Linked DNA regions of Homo sapiens: regions 1 and 3 are each linked to region 2. Evidence: chromatin loops called from intact Hi-C (ENCODE). Cell type or tissue: sigmoid colon. All regions are shown on one strand. Each heading gives the region's core, and the rest is flanking DNA. Links, peaks and the distances in the headings are about the cores only.

Region 1 (4,843 bases), core at 1,003-3,502, 340 kb before region 2:
TGTGTAGCCCTGCCCCTGGGAGACCAGGGAGATGGGACCTCTAGTGCCAGATCATTCCCAGGAAATTGGAGTGAGCCCTGCACACAGCAATACATCAAATTTTGAGAAGTTCTTATTTTATCAGACACTAATACTGCTGATTCCTTAAGTGACTTTTTAACAGTTTCTAATTATCAAGAAATGAGGCAGTATCTTTCATTCTAAGAGCCTAACGCCTCATGAATTTAAAGAAGACTTTTTAAATTGTAAAAATAATATTATGATAAAGCAAAAACTCAAGCAGTGTAGATAGGTAGCAGATAAAAAGTAAGTCAAATCAGTTTCTAATATATTTATTTTGTATATACACTAAAATATGGTTCTAATATTTTTTCAATCTTAATCTTGGGTAGTTTAAGGAGAAAATTGTATCATGTCATCTGTAAAAGTGATAATTGGTATCCTTTCCAGTAGCCTTTTATATCATATTTACATAGTTATACAATTTATATTACACACACACACACACACACACACACACACACACTCACACCTGATAGAGTTGGCTTTTCTTTTTTTTTAATTTGATTCTAATGGACGTGCTTCTAGGATAGCATATCCCAAAAAGGTGTATATTAAAAATTGTTCAAAAGAAGTTTAATATGAGTATTGTGAAAAAGTTCTGCATTCTCAAATAAAAGTGGTAGAAAACACTATATTTAAGAGTTAAACTTGGTGTTTGGATTTCTCAGAGCCTTTAATAGGCTAATTAGGACTTTAAGGTGACTCTCCAAGGGGAACTGGTCTGTTTGGCAAACTGGTCCTTGACCTCAGGACATATGTACATGAAACTGTTATTAATCTTTTAGTATGTACTATATCACGAACATCTTCCTGTGTTGTTAAATATTCTTCTACAACTGTTTCTAATCAAATATATGGAAGCTGTTAATTTTCTTACACTCCTAACAGTTTTTGCTTTACATGTTTTCAGGTGCAGTTCAGATTTGTGGCCCTGAATTTTATACAATTTTAGGAGTCACTTTTTAGACAAAGAGTACAAAGTCAGAAGCACGAAATTGTTAGTATGCCTGTTTGTTTTCTGCTGCTATATCTTGAATGGGAATGTTGTCTGCAATGAACACAAAAATCTCTCTCTCTCAATATCTTTGCTTTATTTGATATTAAAATTGATCTCCCTGCCTTCGCTTTTCTCTTTGCTTTATCATTTTGTTTTTGTCAGCTTCTCTTGTATTTATTAGAAAAATATGAAAACCAAAAGAATTTGCCTTGTAATAAGATACATTAAATTACTTCTGAAAAGGTTTCATGTCATCCACAAATAAAGAGCTGATTCAGAAAAATTTTAATAGTAGTAATAGTATTTACAGAAACAATTCTAATACTAACAGTGGGTACTCACTATGTGCCAAGCATTGAGTTATCTACTTAATATGGATTACGTTTTGATAGCACAAATCCTATAAGATAGGTACTACTAATATTCACATTTCATAGATGAGAACGCTGAGGCATGCAGTATTAGACAGCCGTGAGTGTGGAGACAGATTCACACGGAGCCCACTGAGAGTCTGGCCTTTTATGAGGAAGCTTCCTCCCTCTCTTCAACAAGAAGTCCGGGTCTGCATCGCCCTGCTGAGGATGCTACTATGCAAACGCAGGGAGTCTACAGATTACAAGTGTAATAACATAATGGAATATTTTATATAAAATCTTGAAACAGACAGATTTCACATCAGGAACTGTTAGCATGATGTCATGTGATTCTAATGCCTATTAAATTTTAAAGATCAATCAATAAATTATAAATAAACAAATAGTGACCTACAAATGTCTAAGTGAAGGTGGGGGCTCCGGGGAGGGGGAGAGAATTTGAAAAGTCTGCTCGACCCCTTGGCAGCGATTCCAAGGCTAAGGGAAGCTCCCTCTCAGGTGCCTGACAGCAGGAGCAGCCGGATTTTGGAAAGGGAGGAGGCCGGGACGCATGCAGCTTGGTGGGGGCTGTGTCCGAGGTCCGCAGGGAGAAGCTGAGCGACAGCCCCAGCAGGGACCTACTGCTGGCGCCCACTCCCCGCGGCCGCTGGCCAAGTGTGGGCTCTCGGGTTCGTTTCCACCCAGCGCGGCGGTGTTATTCGGAGAAGGAAAATAAATGTCTGCGGTTGCTCTGCCGGGCTGCGGGGGCGGTGCCCTGGAAGGAGGGGCTGTGCATCTGCACCATTTCTAGGAATGTCCGCCCTCTGGGAACCCAGCCCTGAAGTGCTCTGAGAATGAGCCGTGTTTACGGAAAGCCTCTGTCTCATGCTCCGCATTCTCCGTTCTGATTCTGACCACAGCAAGAGTGGACGCTCTCCACGCCTGGAGATTCCCATTCCAGCTTAGCCTTGCCAGGCACCCATTCTTATCAGGGCTGCAAGATCTTTCCCCTTGGGACCCCAGGGTCCCTACATCCCCTCTCAAGGGCTTAAGCTGCTCTGATTTCAAAAGGCATGCATTAGGGTGCCCCCTCTGCAGCCTAACCACTTCCCACACTGCGGAGCAGAGCTGCTAACCAGTCCTCTCATTCCTGCTTGCTTTGGCTAGCTTTCAACACCCCAAATCACACACACCAAATGCAGGTGGCTCTACCTGGGAAGGGGAAACGATTTATTGTGAGGGGCATTTTGCATGTTGCTCAGTGAGATGAAGGCAAGCTTTGAGGAAAAAGTTCAGCTTTTTATTTGGCCTCTTATCTTTGAAAGTCTAATTAATGAATCCACAAGTAGAGCATTTACCTGGACATTATAAAATACTTTGGATTTTCCTAGCCTCTGTGCCATCCCCTGATGAACCCTGAAGCTCTCTTTTTCATTATGTGTCTCAGAGCAGGCAAACTCCAGGAAGCCCAGCCTGGCGAACGCTTCCCATCAGACAACTCTGTCTGGAGCCACCATTTGAAAATATCCCCAAGGCTATTGTATTCAACCTTTACTTAAAGATCATTTCTATGAGGCATCCAATTTCTGCGGCTCCCTTGGGCTGCGGTTTAAGACAGGCTTCACAGTATTTACTGTTTATAGTTTTGAGCTGACAGCTATTTAAGGGCAAGAGATTTCATCTGCCACCATGTCTCACAGCTTTTGCCACCAACACATTTACCAGACGGAACAAGCTGGAACTTTGTGAAACCAAGGAAACAAGTGTAATATGGTTTAGGGGGAAAAAAATTAAAATTTGGAGTTATTTTCCTGCTGATTGTTTCTGTGTGCTCCGTCACATTGAATTATGGGGAGCTGGCGTATCAATGGCATCTGTATGGCCTGCAATAATAGCCACTTGTTCATCAGACATGTAGGATGGTTGGCTCTACTGATCTTGGCTGAGATCACCTACATTCATGGCTGGCTGTTGGCTGGGGTGACCGGGGTGACTGATCTCTGCTTCCCACGCCTCTCATCCTCCAGCAGGCTAGCCTGGGCATGTCATCAGAGTAAAGCAGAAGCACAGCAGAAATACTCGCGGTCTCTTGAGACCTAGTCTCAGAATTAACTTACCATCAAGTCCAGTGAATTCTAGTCTAAAGAAAGTTCAAGGTCAGCCAATTTTTAAGGCAATGGGAGAATAAACTCTGGAAAGAACTGTAAAGTCACAAAAAAAATCACTGGACACAGGGAGGTTTGAAGTATTGGTGCTATTAATACGATCCACCATGGTTGTATACATGCCTTTCTCCTCTTCCCTGGAGTTCTTCCACCATGTCTTATTTATCTTTCTGTCTGCCAGTTCTTAGGACAGCACATGGCATGTAGTCAGTATTCACTAAGCAACCTTGCATTACTTTGCGCATGAGTGCACATTAGAATAGGCTCCGATACTACAACTACATTTTAATTTTTTTCTTGCAACAATTACATCAGTATTAGAGATGCCTCATTGCCCTCCACCCACACCTACTTCCAGCATTTCCTCTTTACATTTCCCTATCATGTGTCTAGGTCTGGATTATTTTTATTTATCTACTCAGCATCCAATGGAGCTTTTGATATATTGCATCATTTTTGGAAAAGATGTAACCATTTTCTGTTTGACGAATTCTCCTCCACAATTCTCTCTATTCTCTCCTTCTGGAATGCATATTATGTGTATGAATCAGACTTTTCTTATTACATCCTTCATGTTTCTTAACTTGTTTGTTTATCATCTTGTCATTCTCTTTTTTTTCTCCTCTTTTCTGTCTCAGGCTATGTCTAGTTTTGTTGTTGCTGTTGTTAATACTTCTCTCTTCAGTTATGTCTAATATGTTAACAGAGTACCTCACATAGGGGCTGTAGCTTAGAATCACCTGGCAGATTAACAAAATATCAATGCCTGGTCCCACCCCTAGAATTTCTGGTTTAATCGGTGTGGGTCAGGAGATGGACATCAATAACTATGATGCGTAACCAAGGTTAAAAACCATTGATTACAACTTTTTTTTTTTAGAATTTTTTCTCAGTGACTGTATTTTTTTCAGCGTTTCTACTGGAAAAAAAAATCCACTGACTCTTCTTTCATAAACTCTGTTTTTATTTTTATCATGCTATTTCTTCCATAGGACATTTCAAACAGGTATATTTAGATCTCTTTTAGATTGCTCCATTATTTCTAACTCCTAAAATGTAAATTCCCTCATTAGTTGAGTCTGTAGACTGTTATGATGTTGAACTTCTTCAAAAGCTTTATAATTTTTGACTATGAATTCATCTTGCATCTTGTGCCTTGGGTTATAAGGACCTCCTAATGGATTGTTTTCACACTTGCCTGTGCCTGGTCCTGTGGATTTCATCGGCTCCCAGTGATGTTTTATGTAAGTGCATCTTCTTAAGGT
Region 2 (4,843 bases), core at 1,019-3,518:
CCTTCTTATGTGGTACTCTTCAGCTTGCCTTCCCCTTCACAGTGATGCTGTAAGACAGGTATTATTCTCATTTTAAAGGAATAAATCGAGTCACCTCCAAGACCACATAAACTAGAAAGCAGAGTACTGGGATTCAGCTTGAAGATGCTGCTAAATTATTCTCACTGTCCATGAGCTTGAGTCTCCCCTTTGTGCCTGGAGTATTAAGGGGAAGAGGACCATTATATTTTTCTCACAGACATTCTCTCCTACTCCCATCGTTCTATTTCCTGCTAACTCCTGACCCCATTCATGTGGCAAAAGAAGAGGCTAGATTGAGCTGAGTGAGAGCAGGTGTTGGAGGAGGCAAAGAATGGAGAGAATTTCCTCAGTCATGGAATTCTATGTGATTGATTTGGGGTGGTCATGGTGTTTCCTTCACCTGACCAGCAATCTTGAAGCATCATCAGTGGTCCGTAAGATGTACATATGGTCGGGGCCTTCTCTGACCTTTTATGTTTCCTTCTAGCATTATCCAGGTGAATGCTGCCTTCGGGTTTCTGGTGTCTGTAAGTCTCCTGCACAGTACCCTGAAATGTCAGGATTTATCAGGAGTAGTCTCAGCAATGACAAAGCCCACCTGGATTTGTGTTTTTGCTTTTATTTCCTGCTTGTTTTTCCTATTAAGTGTGATCACTCCTCTTCTTCTCCACTGGAAGATAAGCTTGACATGGGGAAGATCGTTGACTCGTGTTCACAGCTGAATCCCCGGAATTGTTCCTGACACACAGGAGGAACTGGAGGCCTATTTGTTAAATGAATGAATCAATCAATAAATGAATATATGCTAGTGATTAGCCCAAATAAAGCAGGAACCCAATTGCTATGTTCTATATGAAGGTAATCAGTTGGGATAGGCTCCTTGTAAAAACAAAAAAAAAGAAAAGAAAAAAAGAAAACAAACAAACACAAAAAAAAACAACCCAATGGTTGATTTCTTATACCTGGCATGTGGCTTTTGGGAGTCAGCAAAAGGCTGTGTTCCTACAGTCCCTTAGGGAGCCAGGCTGGGGAGCAGCACCAGCCCTTCTCTGGAGCTCCTTGTCTGAGGGATACGGAGCTAGGTAGAGATGCTCCGACCTAGAAGTGAAACACATCACACTCACAGGTCCTGGCCAGAACTAGTAACGTGGTTCTACTCCACCACAATGGGCCAGGAAATGCAAACTTCCCACTGGCCTGCAAGGCAGGAAGCTGGGACTATTTGGTAAATTGCATGTCTGGTACCACCAAAAACAAGTGAAACAGTGACTCTGTAGGCATCAAAGTTCAGTGTGTAGATTCAGAACACTAGAGCCAGGAAATGGAAGGAGGTGAACATAGAAGATGGCCAAACTAGCTGCATTCAGCGTAGCACTCTTCATAAGCTGTCAGAGGCAGTGCTTGCAGTGTGGCTACAGCCGCACTAGGCAACACAATAATTGACACACAAGAAGAGCTCAAAAAAGATTTGCTGAATGAATGATCACACAAAACACGAATTCTATAGAAGAAATAGAATCAGAATGAGGCTGACTATTGCTGCTTCTATTTGGAATGGTATTGTTTCATGGAAGGATGTGGGTTCATGTATAAGCTACATCAGATAGCTCACTTTTCATTTCCCTGGAGTTAAAACATGTGGCTCTTCAAAGTCACACACACAAGGCTGCAGAAACCCAATACATTGGACAAGAGGCTATAGCCGTAAGTCCTGGGACTCCTGCCATATGAAAACACCCTCCCGTCCTGGAAGATTTCTGCCTCCTCAGATGGGGGCTTGGATCAAGTGCTCTGCTACCCTGGTCTCTCCAGGTTTGAGATGCTGTTATTCTCTGATCCTGGTTTTGGCTTTAGCACTGAGTTATATTATATTGCTGAGGTCATTGTTTATTCTACCACATGGTTGTAGTGGCCTCATTTTATAAATGAAGGAACAAAGAACAAGAAAGTTCATGTAGAGTCCAGTCTCACACTCTAGTTTTATGCTGAGGCCAGGGCAGTGAAACAAGATTCAGTGTGGGTGGTGAGTATGAGTGTGTGTGATGTGTGGTGTGTGTGATACATATATGTGTGTGTGTGTTATGTATGTAGTATGTATGACTGCATGTATGGTGTATGTTGTGTGTGTGACTGTGTGTGTGGGGGGGTGCATTTTTACCTCTGCTGAAACAGCAGTTCAGGTAATAGAAGCCTCCTGTTCAACCACAAAACAGATTGTTTTCCTCCAAATTCCTCGGACATCGTGGAGCCCTGAGTCAGGATCACTATCTCCACCGTGGAGAGGGAAGATTAACCTGAAAGCAATGTGCAGGAGAGTTGCAGGCACTCTCCCTCAGTGGCAAACTAATGCATGGAAGGCACTCACGAGAAGCATTGAATAGATGCCTCAGATGTGGAATTATACATGCTACTTGATGCACAAAGCCAGGCTACCTGAAAGTTCCTTCTAAAGTTTTAAAAAGAGTGTGAATCTGTGCTGCAAATTTGAAGGCAGTTCCAATTTGGACAGAAAGCTCCCTCTGCTGGCTCCAGAGCTCCCCATTTTCTTAGCGTTAGACAGTGCAACATACTCCACCTGGCAGGGCACAGCCGAAGGACATGGGATCATGGCATGTATGTGCTGAATTAGCGATACCTGGAATGATAGGACATGGCTCAGAAAGGACACCAAAGAAAAAAGGAGCAAGTGGCCTTTGGCGGGGGAAGGAAATGCTACTGACACAGCCAGAGCCACTTCTCAAAAAATAGTCTTAAAAAAAATATGAAACAGCATTTGCACAGATTAAACACTCAAGTTATCCCCTCCATCCTACAATTCACTCTGACTGAAGCATTTGAGCACAAATTATACTCTCAAAGTTTTCTTAGGAACTTATAGTAAATAGAAACTCAAGCTAAAGTTCATCTTAGGAATCTGTCAACCTTACAATGTTTATTTGGAATAAACTCCCTCTCCACGGCAGAGATAGTGATCCTGGCTCGGCGCTCCACGATGTCCGGATAATTTGGAGGAAAACAATCTGTTTTGTGGTTGAACAGGAAGCTTCCATCACCTGAACTGCTGTTTCAGCAGAGGTCAAAACCTGCCACACACACACACATGCAGCCACACACATCACATATGCACACCATACATGTAGTCATACATACTACATACACACAACACACACAGTCACACACATATATATACCACACACACCACACATCACACACACTCATACTCACCACACACACGTTTGTACACACATGTACATGCAACCACAGACCCTAAACACTGATACTTACCACTCACACACACAGTCACACACGCTTATCCACACATGTTCACACCACACACCCACAAAGTCAAGCACATTTTTACTTTCTAAAGTTTTAAAGTCTGTGTGCTCAAATTTAAAACTAGGATCTTATTTGGTAAGTACTCCACACCCCACTCATGCCCAAAAATTTTTCAATTATATCTTCTGACAGATTTGAAATTCCTGAGTAACTCATTCCTTAAGAGGTCACTCTAACCTCTGAAACAGATTTTAGGGGAAAGAGGGTGCCAGAAACCACTCAGCCTAGTGAGACCAGTTTTACAAGTACATGGAGAAGGTGAATATGAAAGGTATAATTTCCAGAGTTCAAACAAGTGTTTCAACCCTTAGATGCCTCTGCTACCCTCTTCCTATAGCCTGAAATATAGAATTTAAGCTCTACTTTTTTGGTCTAAAGCCATGTGACCCTTTTAAAGGGACATGTTAGTCAAGGAGTACAAGGTTTCGGTTTCGTAAGATGAATAAATTCTAAGATCTTACTTATAACATGGTGACTAGAGTTTCCAAATCTGTATGAATCCTTGAAATTTGCTAAGATGGTCTTTGGTGTTCACACTCACACACACATACACACACGCAACTACATGAGGCAACAGATATGTTAATTAACTTGATTAAAGTGATATTCCACAATGTATAAGTATATCAAAGCATCAGGCTGTGTACCTTAAATATACACAACTTTTATTTGTCAATTATACCTCAACAACCCTGGAAAAATAAGATAAAAAGAAATAATGACTTAGACCAAGAGGTTATTAGATAATCTCTTAAAAACAGATTTTGTTGGAGGCAGGAGGAGCAAGGGAAGGAAGGAGCCCTAAGATACTGGGCATCACATCTAAAGAGAAGTTGGGGGAGGTGTGACAGCACTAAGTGGGAGATGACTTCTAGAATGAAGAGCCTTGAATTTGCTAACAGGAGGCTTGGATCAGCTCACGGTGTTGCTAAGCCAGGATGTGGTTTGGGGTTATTAATGAGCACTGATGGCTCTTCATTGCCACGTACTGAGTGCTGTGCCATGGGTCAGATACTGTGCCCAGTTCCCTATCATGGAATCCTCTCACACAATCCTGTGAGGAAGAGACGCATCTCTCAACTTACAAATAGAAAACGAAGGTTTGGTACTTAATCCAGGGTTAGGGAGTTTTGCTCTAGGAAGCAAAACCACCTAAGTGCCCTAATAGGGACTGCTCAAATAGCCATGAATGGAGTCATTGCTATTTTTCTACTGTTTTCACCACAAACAAGACTAATTCTGAATAATAAACTCCTGAACAGTATCCTGTGAGTACCAGCACATTCTTCCAAGGTCATCCTTCAGCCCTCCCTTTAGTGATGAAGATTTTGAATGCCAGAGGGGGCCAGTAGCGAAGCAGTATTGCTCACGAGATGCACAAGCTGCCCCCACCCCTCATTAGGGCAGGACCAAGAGCCAGCCACGATTCTAGAAAAGAAACCAGGCGGAGCACAGTGGCTCACCCCTATAATCCCAGCATTTT
Region 3 (4,843 bases), core at 1,003-3,502, 130 kb before region 2:
TGTTGAAGGGCTAGGTCTGTTGAGTTGTTTCATTAGATAGGTGGTTCTGATGTGTTTCCTGGATAGTTCCAAACTGGAGGAGAAATCCTAGATCCACAATAACAATGAAAATAGCATTTCTCTAATTTTAGCTGCCCCACACTCTGTTATTGAGGACTTCCAGCCACTTAGTGAAGCAGCACTTTCAGTTCTAATTGAAGTCTCCTCTTCCCAGTTGGCAGAAACTTGTAGAAGTGACAGATAGCATACAAGCCTCAGAAGTGTACCTTCTCCGAATGCTGATACCTTGTCTTTGGACTGCCTTAGTACCTAGGGTCTTTTCTAAAAGTCTTGCTTTCTTGATGGCTGTCTGTGTCAATGCAAATAGAACCATGGCAGGCCTTCCTCACATTCCCTCCAGAGGTGCCTGGACATTTCAAATTGTGGAACTCAAGCTTCTGCCCTCATGGCATAGGTTAACATTCATCCACAGGCAATGATCAAGGTAGTCAATTACTACATGTGTTTGGTTGTTTTTAATAGACCTATTTATAATCCATAAGGAGATCCAGCTTGATAATATAATCAATTATAATAGATCCTTGGAAGTATATTTGATTATCAGAAAATAGCAAGCATAATTTTTCTATATGGCTCAAACTGACACAAAAGACGGATCCTAGAGAAGTTTGGGGAATTGGTATGGTCACAGGAACATGTGTACAGACGTTCAGGCCTATTTCTTTGGCAGATAGCATTTATCCAGAGGTTTAGTTTTGTTCTAAAGTTAATCTCGCTGCTGTTAGTCATACCTCCAGCATCATTCTACTTTGAATGTATGATAGGACAGGGGAGCAAAGTTTGCTGACTTTAATCAAGCCAGATGACTTTTCATATTCACACCAGCTGTTGGCATATGCTGAGTTTTACTTTATTTCCTTCTCCTGGGAGTCATTCATTAATAGGTATAAAGAATTGCCCTAAACATTTTTTTTGGCAACTTCACATTTCAATCCACAACTGCTAGACACACTAAAGTATTATATTTGCAGTTAGCCTATGCAGCGTGCAGATTTTTCCTAATAGAGTTCTACTTTAAGTCTGCCTCTGTTCTTATCCATAGAAGGGGAAAACTTAAGCCAAAAAGGAAAAAAAAATTGGATGATTGCCACATATCTCTGCAAATATGGGTTGGACGTGAAATAATTTAAAATGCGGTAAAACTTAGTAATTTAGCATATGGGTTAGTGAACATGCACATATTTTGCCAAGAGCCTGCACACAGATGAAAAGCCCATTTTCTAGACGCCAATTCATGGGGTTCTACAAGCCCCTTGTTTACTTTATTCATTGCAGAGCCTATTTTTATTTGTAGTTTTTGTGGCAAAATTGTTGGTAGCAACTATAAAACCCAGGCAAAAGTCTTAGGAATGATCCTTTGCTACCCACATTTATATCAGCAATCAGCGGGGTTGGGGGGTGGGCGGGGAGAAAGTGGATAAAGCAGTGAAATATAGACCTGCCAAGTGATTGCAAAAATTAGGAAACTCCTCTTGAAAGAAAGTAGTGGGTTATATACGGATGTTCTAACCTTTCATGTGTTGGATGTACCCCAGAAGTTATATATCTCTGTTGTCAGCAGCCACATGGAGGTAGATAAGGGGAGAGATTCCAGTCTCTTTCAGCATTCTGTGTATCATTTCCATGTACAAATATCTGCTTCAGTGTCAGCAGTTCTGTACAGAGAAAAAGCACGTGGAAGGGACGAAAGAACAGAGCAGCCAGGTTCCAAAGAACAGAGCAGCCAGGTTCCGAGTAGATAAGGCTGTCTGTCACCTTTTCAAGATTGACCTCAGCCTTTCAGGAAACCGAGGTAACAACATGAAACTAGTGAATTCCAGTGGAGAAACACTGAGTTGAATATTTTCAGCATCCTGGGTTTTCCAGGATTTTCACAAGTGAGAAATGCAGAGACGATGGTGATAGGGAAGCTCCAGCCTGGGCCACACAGCAGCGTCAGTGCCTGCAGGACAGCAGCTGGCACTGGTGGTGGTGAAGGCAGCGAGGCTGGTCCGAAGAAACAGAAGGAGCAGCAGATACTTTTGAACCTCATGTTAATACTCTAACAAAATCTCTTTTACTTCATTTATTACAAATTGGCAAAGGAAAAAGAAACCATGTTAACCAAACAAACAAAAACAATAAAAAGTTAAAAATAACAGAGCAGAAAGCATGACTGCAGAGTGCCAATGGTCATTGTTCTCTTTAGCTTGTGCTACTTAAGAAAGCTTCATCTGCTTTTTACTTTTTTGTTTTCCAGATTTTCTGTGATCACTTTCTTTCTCTTCATCCTCATGTATTTAATTTTTGTACTGATTTATTTATTAATCTGTGTTTTAAAAAATCATATCATGTTTCAATGTCGTGAGGTTCTATTAAGCTTAGATTGTAAATATTATATTCTAGAGAATTTACTGAGTCAGAAGAGAGATGAATAAAGCCAAGTTCATCAGTCGAAGCTTCAGGGACATTTAGATAAATAAACATAATCATTGCATTGACAATAGTTAAACACCATCTGGTGAGGATCAGTTCCTGAAATGGAAAAGCTGGGAGCCAAGTGAGTAAAGTGGGAGAGAGACTCCTTCTGGTCAGGGAAAACATAGAACTTGGGTTCAGCGTGGGAGTACTGCATTTTTAAATTTCTGTCTTAGCATCTATGGTTAGCGAAACCGTCCCCCTGCTCCCTAATAGAGAAGTCACTTTGAAGGTAGGTGGTGGCAATGTGGAGCTCTGACAGATAAGAGACCTCTAGAAATCAAATCCTTCATTACTGCTTCCCAATGAATCTGAAGTCATTGGAAATAGCAGAAAAATTATGTAAGTGCTGTGACATCTTACTCAGAGTTAATGGGGTTTCTCGTATACCTGCTATGTGCCAGGCATGGTGCTGGAGGCCATAAAGTCATGTGACCTTGAAGGACTTTTGGCTCCTACCATCAAGTTTTGGAAGAAGTTGAAAGGAGTCTTTGATAAAACTTGGTGAAACTCCAAAGTTAAATTAAGCAACAATTGATAAGAACTGGGGACCCATTTCTGCCTTGGCTCACATGATTACTTGCTCTTTCCTATTTCTCCTCCTTCTTTCTGGCCCTGATAATCCTGACAGTCCCCATTCCTGGTTTGGGCAGTGCCACCCGGCACAGAGTAAGAACTGGGCTGTCCAACCATGGACCCAAAGGGAGTCACAGCCAGACCTCAGAGGATTCTCAGCTTTCAAACCTATAGACCTGGATGCCAGGCCTCATTCTTTCACTTTCCATCTCTGTGACTATATTCATCAAAGCTTTCCCAGGAAATGGAACCAATAGGATTATCTATCTATCTATCTATCTATCTATTCATCTATCTATCTATCCCTCCATCTATCTTTCATCTATCATTACCTAAAGAGATTTATTATAAGAAATTGACTTATGAGATTATGGAGGTTGAGAAGTCCAAGATCTGCAGTTGACAAGCTAGAAACCCAGGAGAGCTGATAATGCGATTCCAGTCCAAGTCTGAAGCCCTGAGAAGCAGGAGAGTTGATGGCATAACTTCCAGTCAAAGTTTGAAGGCAGGAGAAGAGCCCTGTTCCAGCTCAAAGACACTCACAGAGAGAGAGAGAGTTCTCCCTTCCTCAGCTCTTTTGTTCCAATCAGGCCCTCAACAGATTCAATGAGCCCCACACACATTGAGGAGGGCACTGTGCTTTACTCAGTTCACCAATTCACATGTCAATTGCATCCAGAACCATCCTCACAGACACACCCAGAATAACGTGTGACCAAATATCTGGGTACCCTGTGGTCTAGACAAGTTGACATGTTTTGATGTGACCTTGGGCAAGTTGCTTAATCTCAGAGCACCTCAATCACACATTTGTAAAAATGGGACTAATTCCTCACTGGGCTAATAGGTTTAAATTGTAGGCAACATCTTTGGCACAGTGTCCGTTCAGTGGGAAGGACTTAATGATCAGCAGGTATCAATCATGTCCACAACAGTTATCATACCCCAGGAACTTTGTAGGTGTCAAGCTCTATGACACCAACGCTTTAGACATATTATCTCACTTAATGCTCACATCAACCCTATGAGGTGTTTTTATCCCCATTTTATAGTTGAGTAAACTGAGGCTCAGTGAGTTATACCTTGTCCCTTGGTCACACCAATAAGTAGGCCATAAAGCTAGTATTTGAACCAGATGTTCTAACCCCAGAGCAAGCTCATAGCTGTTACACTGTGTTTCCTCAAGCTAGAGGCCACACGAATTACATAAAAGTTAATTAGCCCACCATCATTACTTATTTTAATTTGTAGCATTACAATAGTATTATTCTCTACCATTTTTTATTATAAATACAAAGTATTCCAGCTATGTTATGTGGTAAGTAGGTTTTTATAAGGTAGCCTGGAAGCCTAACTGCCATTTATAATACCATTTCTGAAAATGTGATCTGAATTTTAAACAACCAACCTAAAAATGAGCTTTGAATAGTGACATGTTTTCAAGTTGGGGCCCATTTGCTGAAATCAGCAAAACGGGGTAATGCTGGTTCAAGTTGTTTCATTACAGGTTTCTTTAAACATTGTTGAAGGTTGTTCTATGAAAAGCTATGCTAGTGTCTCTCACAGCACTCCATATTATTGGACTAGGTAGCCCCAGGACACAAAAATCAAAAGTATTCCCCTGAGTACTCATCCAAGTCAGCAGGCAACTGAATTGTAGGCAAACTCTGAAGTAGGGGGAAATAAGGACAGATTTGCAAGTTCTAGCTTAGAAATTCAAGAGACTTTCAGGCACCCCACCATGCAGGCA

The links. Peaks named below come from ENCODE experiments on the same cell type or tissue, not always from the same donor. Only the 100,000 strongest peaks of a DNase experiment are listed, where the experiment ranks them.
Region 1: a loop joins it to region 2, with 2.6 times the contacts of the local background. A loop is called at or near these places in 2 of 110 quality-filtered maps.
Region 3: a loop joins it to region 2, with 4 times the contacts of the local background. A loop is called at or near these places in 13 of 110 quality-filtered maps.

What each region holds. Positions count from the first base shown.
Region 1 is chr7:42,491,502-42,496,344 of GRCh38, forward strand. No RefSeq gene overlaps it. Among named protein-coding and RNA genes, the nearest start is that of LINC01448, 210 kb to the right of the region's middle. RefSeq lists enhancers at 2,007-2,507, 2,109-2,403 and a silencer at 2,109-2,403. In sigmoid colon, for the core only: no CTCF peak of the experiment used is centred there; DNase peaks (open chromatin) are centred at 1,582 and 2,240; H3K4me3 peaks cover 1,118 bases; H3K27ac peaks cover 1,394 bases.
Region 2 is chr7:42,829,307-42,834,149 of GRCh38, forward strand. No RefSeq gene overlaps it. Among named protein-coding and RNA genes, the nearest start is that of C7orf25, 80 kb to the right of the region's middle. In sigmoid colon, for the core only: a CTCF peak has its summit at 2,558 (motif pointing left); a DNase peak (open chromatin) is centred at 2,575.
Region 3 is chr7:42,697,987-42,702,829 of GRCh38, forward strand. All of the region lies in intron 1 of LINC01448 (long intergenic non-protein coding RNA 1448), which reads right to left. Among named protein-coding and RNA genes, the nearest start is that of LINC01448, 6.0 kb to the right of the region's middle. In sigmoid colon, for the core only: no CTCF peak of the experiment used is centred there; a DNase peak (open chromatin) is centred at 2,030; H3K27ac peaks cover 468 bases.